Regions from separate parts of the Homo sapiens genome. Here region 2 is linked to region 1. The links are chromatin contacts, found by Hi-C in ENCODE. All regions are on one chromosome and are shown on one strand. The core of a region is the stretch at or near the end of the contact, and the rest is flanking DNA. Distances in the headings are between cores, read along the strand shown.

Evidence for each region. Hi-C counts contacts between places; a loop is a spot of excess contacts on that map. Pooled maps may share reads with other maps.
Region 2: a loop to region 1 is called in a map of GM12878, with 2.3 times the contacts of the local background. The contact joins the enhancer-like site here to the promoter of C10orf71 in region 1. A Hi-C loop is called at or near these places in 4 of 168 maps with a recorded cell type or tissue (DLD1, GM12878, Right ventricle myocardium inferior and 1 more), 3 of 37 single-sample maps with no recorded cell type and 11 of 50 pooled maps.

Annotation. Positions count from the first base shown.
Region 1 is chr10:49,297,459-49,300,832 of GRCh38, forward strand. C10orf71 (chromosome 10 open reading frame 71) reads left to right here and starts at 1,712. Exons shown (of 3, transcript NM_001135196.2): 1 at 1,712-1,775. C10orf71-AS1 (C10orf71 antisense RNA 1) reads right to left here and starts at 1,435. Exons shown (of 2, transcript NR_108038.1): 1 at 1,232-1,435.
Region 2 is chr10:49,359,067-49,362,147 of GRCh38, forward strand. No RefSeq gene overlaps it. Among named protein-coding and RNA genes, the nearest start is that of DRGX, 35 kb to the right of the region's middle. Within about 2 kb of position 1,690, at least 6 of the 41 ENCODE cell types and tissues checked have a DNase peak (open chromatin) inside an H3K27ac peak, as active enhancers do.

The DNA of each region.
Region 1 (3,374 bases), core at 462-2,961:
GCAAGTCAATTTAAATTTTCTTTAAAGGAAAATAGTAAGTAAATGTTGATACAGATGGTTGAGGTGTAGCAAAAATCATGGGAAAAAATAACAAATAAATGACTAACATTTTGGGAAGCTTTGCAATAGACGAGCATATTCATGTACATGAGCTCCCCTGACCCTGAATCCCACAGAGCACAGGCATTCTCTCCACTTTAGAGATGGGTAAACTGAGGCTCAGGAAGGGTAAGTATGTGACATGTCAACTGACCAGGAAATAATGGAGCCAGGGCTCAAAATCCTGTGTACTTTTTAAATGTTGGCTCCCATCTCAAGTTGATGGCTTTTGTCTGACCTTTTGGCATGCGTTTGTTTTGGCAAATGGGGAGGTAGGGAGGTGGGTGGGTAAAATTGAGGGGTTCACTTTGGGCCTCCCTCAAAGCATCTCTGAGTGCGGAGCAGCAAGTAATCATCCCCACAGCGAGGTTCTGAAGCTCTCAGGGCAAAAGGCAAGTCTTGAGGCTCCCAGGAGGAGGCGGGTCTGAATGCTCCTGCTGGTTGGAATCTCACACCTTAGTCTGCAGGGCAAGGAGGAGCTGTTCTTTGTGACTTGGTTTAGACAAAAGTACATAGACCTGGGTCCCTGTGGCCCTGGCTGTCAGCCGGTTCAAGGCTGGAGGTGGTGCCAGGCCCCAGCTTGGGGCTGGGACACAGGTTGCTGCCCTTGAAGAGCCCACAGGGGCAGAAGGGACAGTCTACAAATAGACCCAAAGACACAGCACACTGCAAACTTGCAGAGGCTTTGAGCGCTGCACAGAGCAGGACACCCAGCGGGGGCCAGTCATCTCCGCTTTCTCAGGCCACAGTCAGGGAAGCATAAAAAAGAACCTTGGAGAGAAAGGGGGAAAAAAACCCACTCTTGCATTAAATCCTGGTAGCAAGCAGACTATCCTAGGGCCAGCTTGGGAGAGTAAGGAAGGCACTCTGGGAGCTGGCATGGCACAAGCCAAGGAAAAGCCAGTGGAAAAAGTTGGGGGATCTGTGGGCAGTTTGGGGAGCAGGTGACCCCAGCCTGAGACAGAAAGCAGCCATTGGGAAGGCAGGCATGAGCCCACCTCAGGGTTGAAGGGAGGCCAGCCCTTCCCAGAGGTGGAGAGGGGAGCCTGGCAGAACGGGACTTGTCCACTGGTGCTTGGACTTTGCAAACAACCGGGCTTGCTGTAGCCAAGCTTACCAAGTGGACACTTACCTTGCCTCTTCCCCGATTATTTCATATCCTTCTGTAACTCTCACCCTGAGACCCAGCCTGGCCTTCCCCTAGCTGCAGATTATTCTGCTCCAAAAGCACAGCAGAGGACGGCTCCTTACTCGAGGAATGCGGGCGGCGGTCGTCCAGAGCCGATGATGAAACGGGCTATTTCTGCCCCGGGACATCAGCAGGGCTCTGGGCTCTGGCTCCAAGGCACACACTCTCCTGTTTTTAATGTTTCCCTAAACAAATGTTTTCCTTCCCACCTCGGGATATTTTTATTTGACTCTAGGTGCTGGAATAGCTTTAGCAATCATTCTGGATTGAAGTTGGAATCGTGGTTAGGGTCCGGCTAAGCGGCAAGCAATTTCTCACTCCCCAAGTGATCTGTTACTCGTGGCTGATTTGGAAGTAAAAATAGCAGCTGAGGCTGTTTGTTTAATCTGACTGTTACTTGACACCACGCGGGTGTTGCAGTGCGGACTGTTTGCCTCTTCCCCACCAAGAACACCATTTGGTTTCCCCCGGCTGGGTCTCTATTTAGGTAAGCTTCGCGGACTTCCCGTGTCTGGCCGGCTTCTGGTCACTGATCTTCCTCAGGTGGGTAGGTTTGTGAGCTAGAGGAGGCTTGGGTCCTGAATCCACTCTCCTATCACCTTTGGGCAGCCTGGATAAAGAGGAAAGAAGTCTTGGCTGCTGGGCAGAGCCGGGTTTCTCTCCCATTCCCGAGGAGGCCTGAGCAGCTGGACACGCAGAGAGCGGAAGGTACAGCCCAGACACTTGTCTGGCTCCTTAGCGTGGGCAGGGAGGCTCAAGTTCATGGCGGGAGGGATGTTCCCGCTGGGCCGATGCTGTGCTGGGGAAGTAGTTCGGTGCCAGGGTGCTGTGCAGGGTGGTATGTGTGTGCCGGGAGCCCATTGGTGTTGGGGCTAAGGTTCTTGGTGTGCTGGATGGGCCTCGGGGACCACGTACCCGGAACCGTGTACATGTGTGACTTTGTCCTTAGGTGTCATCTGTCAGGGATCTCTGCTCCCACATGGCTGAGTGCACAGATGTGCCCAGGCCACTGCGCTGTCAAATGGGTGACCCCATGGTCCCAGGTTTTCAGCATTCAGGGCTGAGGGAGGCTGGCTTTCTTAGCTCCCCCAGCGCTGGGCCAGGCAGGGTCACACCAGCTGTAACAAAGAGAAAAACTGGTGACTGAGACGTTCTGGCCTGTGGGCTCTGCGAGCATGTGTGTCCCCAAAACAAAGCCCGCCACAGGCTGCCTGTTCTTACACACCCTGGGAGGGCCCCCACCAGACTCCCACAGGGTATGCTTGACTGAGTCTAAAATTACCTCTTTTATTTTCTGGTGGAGAAGAATTGAACATTGAGAACGGCAGTGGTCAATGTGTGTGGAAAGCTAGATAGCCTTAAGAAAAATCATTGTGTAGGCCTTTCAGGTAGCTCCCTAAGTATAGGAACCTGGGAAGCAGATTAAACAGATGTGTGTAGTAAATGAGGTCCTGTTTTCCAGCATTTGAGTTCCCTTTGCAGTAGTGGCTGGTAACTCTGGTCTGTGGTCTGAGCATCTGGTTTTGTAAATAAAGTTGTATTGGCACACAGCCACCTTCATTCATTTGCATATTGTCTAAAGCTGCTTCTACACTATATCAGCAGAAACCATATGGCCTGCAAAACTGAAAACGCTTACAATGTGGCCCTTTACAGAAAAAGTTTGCTGACCACTGTGTTACAAGAACACATCTTGAGATGGGTCAATTTAATACAAAAAAAAAAAAAAAAAAAGCAGTGAAAGTTCTTGCTGTTAGAATAGTTTGTAAGCCAGACCCTTCAGGACCAGTGGCTGGCTGGCTCCTGAGCCTCCTGCACCTTCCAGGGCCCACTTTTTAGGCCTGGCTGATACAGGAAATGTCCAGTTTGCTGTCACGGTGCTGGGAGGGTTAGCTTAGCAGTAGAATCACCAGACACACAGCGTGTCCATGTGGCCTGGGCTGAGCAGGGCAGATTGTGCTTATCGGGGTGATTTATAAATAGCCTTCCCCGGGTGACCCAAGTCCAACACACATCTGCCCCTGGGTCTCTGGGAACAAGTTTGTCTGCTCTTGGATGACCAGAAGCTCACTGGGAAGGGAACAAC
Region 2 (3,081 bases), core at 440-2,939, 62 kb after region 1:
TTGATTTGGGGTGATGGATATTCTTGATTTGATCATTACACATTGTATTTTTGTGTCAAAATATCACATTTACCCTATAAATATGTACCACTATTTCCTGACCCTAAAAAATTAAAAATTAAGACATGTATCCAATAGTTAGAGAATTTGTGATATTCTATAGCTCCTTGGAGACGGAAGCCACTTTATCATGTGTAAGGTCTTGTTAGACTTCTGTACACAGGACTTTCATATCATCCCAGGTGCACTCCTGGTGAAAACAGGGGCACAACACGCTCAGTGCCCCAGCGTCAGTGGAATTCTGCCTCCCTCTCATTTATAGAGGCTTCTCTCTGCCCAGAGGATTCTTCTCCAGTTCCCTCAGTCTGAAGCTGCTCACCGTTGTCCAGGACAGCTCACACCCTCCTCTGCAGCAGTAACCTCACTGAGTGCTGGCCACAGTGCCCCTCACTGTCTCATCCCACCTAATCCTCATTGTCCCCATTTTACAGATGAGGAAACTGAGACTTGGAGAGGGCAGGGGACTTGCTTAGGTGGGTGGCGTGGGATCCTGGACTCAAGGCTGGGTGTGGTGACACCCCCTCTGGGCTGCCATCGCCCGCCCCCCCCACCACCACCACTCAGGCTGCCACCCGCAGTCTGGCCTCTGGCAGCAGGTGTGAGGGAAGCCAATGGGGAGAGGGCACTAATTCAAGTCTGCAGCAGAGCAGCTGTTCTCTGGGTCCCTGTGGCCTGAGGCCATGCTGCTCTTAAGTTCCCGGGTAGATAAAGTGCTTCACTTAGGAGAAAGTCTGTCCCGGCTGCAGGGCCATTAGCTCCCTGACTCCTGAAAAAACCATTTGGCCAGTGCTGACAGATGTGGCCATTACACAATCACTTAGCCCCCTCTCGCTGCCCCATCCAGATCTTGGGAGGGGGAGGGGCTTTGAGGCAGGAAAAGCCCTGGGGAGAGTCCATGCGATTCACTTCCTGGCACTGCCTCCTCTCTGCTCTTAGGTTGCATTTTCCCAGGCCACACTGATGCAGCAGGAGGCAGCTTCAGACAGCACCATGTGCTGCCAATGACCTTGTTCTCCTGAGAGTCGTTCAAAAACTGCCTTCACATGCATCGTTTCCTTGACTCCTCACAATAACCCTCTGTACTCGAAGTTAGGATGATTCTGTCCATGATACAGATAAAGAAATGAGGAACAGAGAGGTTAAATGGCTTGCCCACGGTCACATAGCTAGGAATGTCAGGACTCTGATTCCCAGGCCTGTGACGCTTCCTCCGCCCCAGGCAGCAGTAACCCTGCTGGAGTGTTACCATGTATGGGGAACTCCACCTCAGAGGAGGGTTTCCAGGGCCAGGGCTACAGCAAGGGCTGCTCCTCTCTGCTGAGTGGAGGAATGAGGCCACCAGAGACTGCAAGGAACGCCTTGCCCCCTTGGCAGCTGCCAGGCAGCCCTTGACCTGGTGGGCCCCCAGCTTGGGTAATTTCCTCTTGCACCACCCCCCTTTGCTCCTAGACCCTGGCTCATGATGGATGAGTGCCCTCTCCCACTCAACCCCCAACTGCCGTGTGGCCCAGGCAGGGTTGGCAGCCCTCCAACAGCTGGCAAGCCTCCTCTCCCAGCCACAGCAGAGGTCCCAAGATAGGGGTTGCTGTGATCTGGGCCACCTAGCTGAGCCAGGCCAGGGCCAGGCAGCCGCAGCTCCAGCGTTGTCTGATAATGCACCCAGAAAGAGGGAGGGGGTGGTGCCCAGGACCTAAAGAGGTGTGCTAAAGAGCAATGGCCCGTCCTGAACTCAGCCAGGCTCTGACAAGAAGCAGCTTCGCCTGGCAGGGGCCCTGTTGTCAGCTAAGAGGCCGGTGAGCAGATGGCAGGCAGCAGCACTAAGCACAGGCCGGGCTCCCAGGCCAGTCTCCTTGGTCCATCCGGCAGGGTGCAGGACAAGCCCTAGGTGCTTCCAGGGTACCAGGGCAGGAGAGGCCCTAGGCACTTCCAGGGCACCAACCAATGCTGCTTTCCACCGAAATGCCTCGCTTTGTCTTGAGGTGGCTCAGAAAGAGGCAGCTGAAAAGCCCATATCTGGGCAGGGGCAGCCGCCTTTTCTAAAATGCTCTTCCTGGGGGCTGGGGGATGGATTCTGGTTTATCCAAACCCATTACCCTGACTCCTGTTATGGGACTGAGAGCCAGGGGGGCCGGCTCTGCCAGAACAGCTCAGGCTGGGAGAAAGGTTGGGGCCACTGCTCTTGGCCACGAGGACTGCAGGCCCCAACCACCTGCCAGTCTCGCACTAATTATGTCGTCCCCCTCAGACGGCAGTTGGTGGTGCTGGGGCCAAGGGCGTCCAAACTTGGAGGCCAGGGCTTTGTTGTCATTGGGAGTATGATCTGGACACAGGCAGGCAGCTGAGAACGGCTCCAATGGGACACCTGGGTGTTCCACAGCCCTAGGGTCTTTGAGCTTCCTGGGTGCGGCAGGCACACCCTCCATTCCTACAAGTTTGCTGGAGCTGCTGTAGAAGGTATTTGGCCAAGTCTTGATGAGAAAAACAGCCAAATGTGGAATTCTCTGAAGTAGGCTGACGGTGTTCATGAGTGGAGACCAGAATGAAGCTGCATTATCATTTAAAAATAATAAAAATATAAGCCCTTATAGTCCCTGTCTCAGGGAAACCTATCATCCTTTGGTTTAACTTGCCTCAGCAGGGACTGGGTTTTCTACATCTGTGCCCTTCTCTGCCTCTGGTGCCATCCCCGTGGGGGTAATGGGGGTATATGCTGGGTATCGACCCAGATCCCCAGCCCAGAGACTTAGAGCCATGTTCCCTCCCCCGGGCAGGGCAGGGCCAGAGTGGACATGATTGACCACTCCTGATGAGACCAGAGGTGTCTGCTGGCTCAAGTCCCCAAAGGGTGTGGCTGAGGCTGGAAAGTCACAATGATCCCGGCCTGGCTGATGACTGTGAGAGAGCAGAGAGGGCCAAGCTGCGGGGGAAAACGAGGGAGGTTCCTGACAACCCCCCGCTTCTTGGTGCCTGTCTCACTGGGATCCTAGGACTAGAGTCTCAGCCATCCTGAGCTCCATGAGA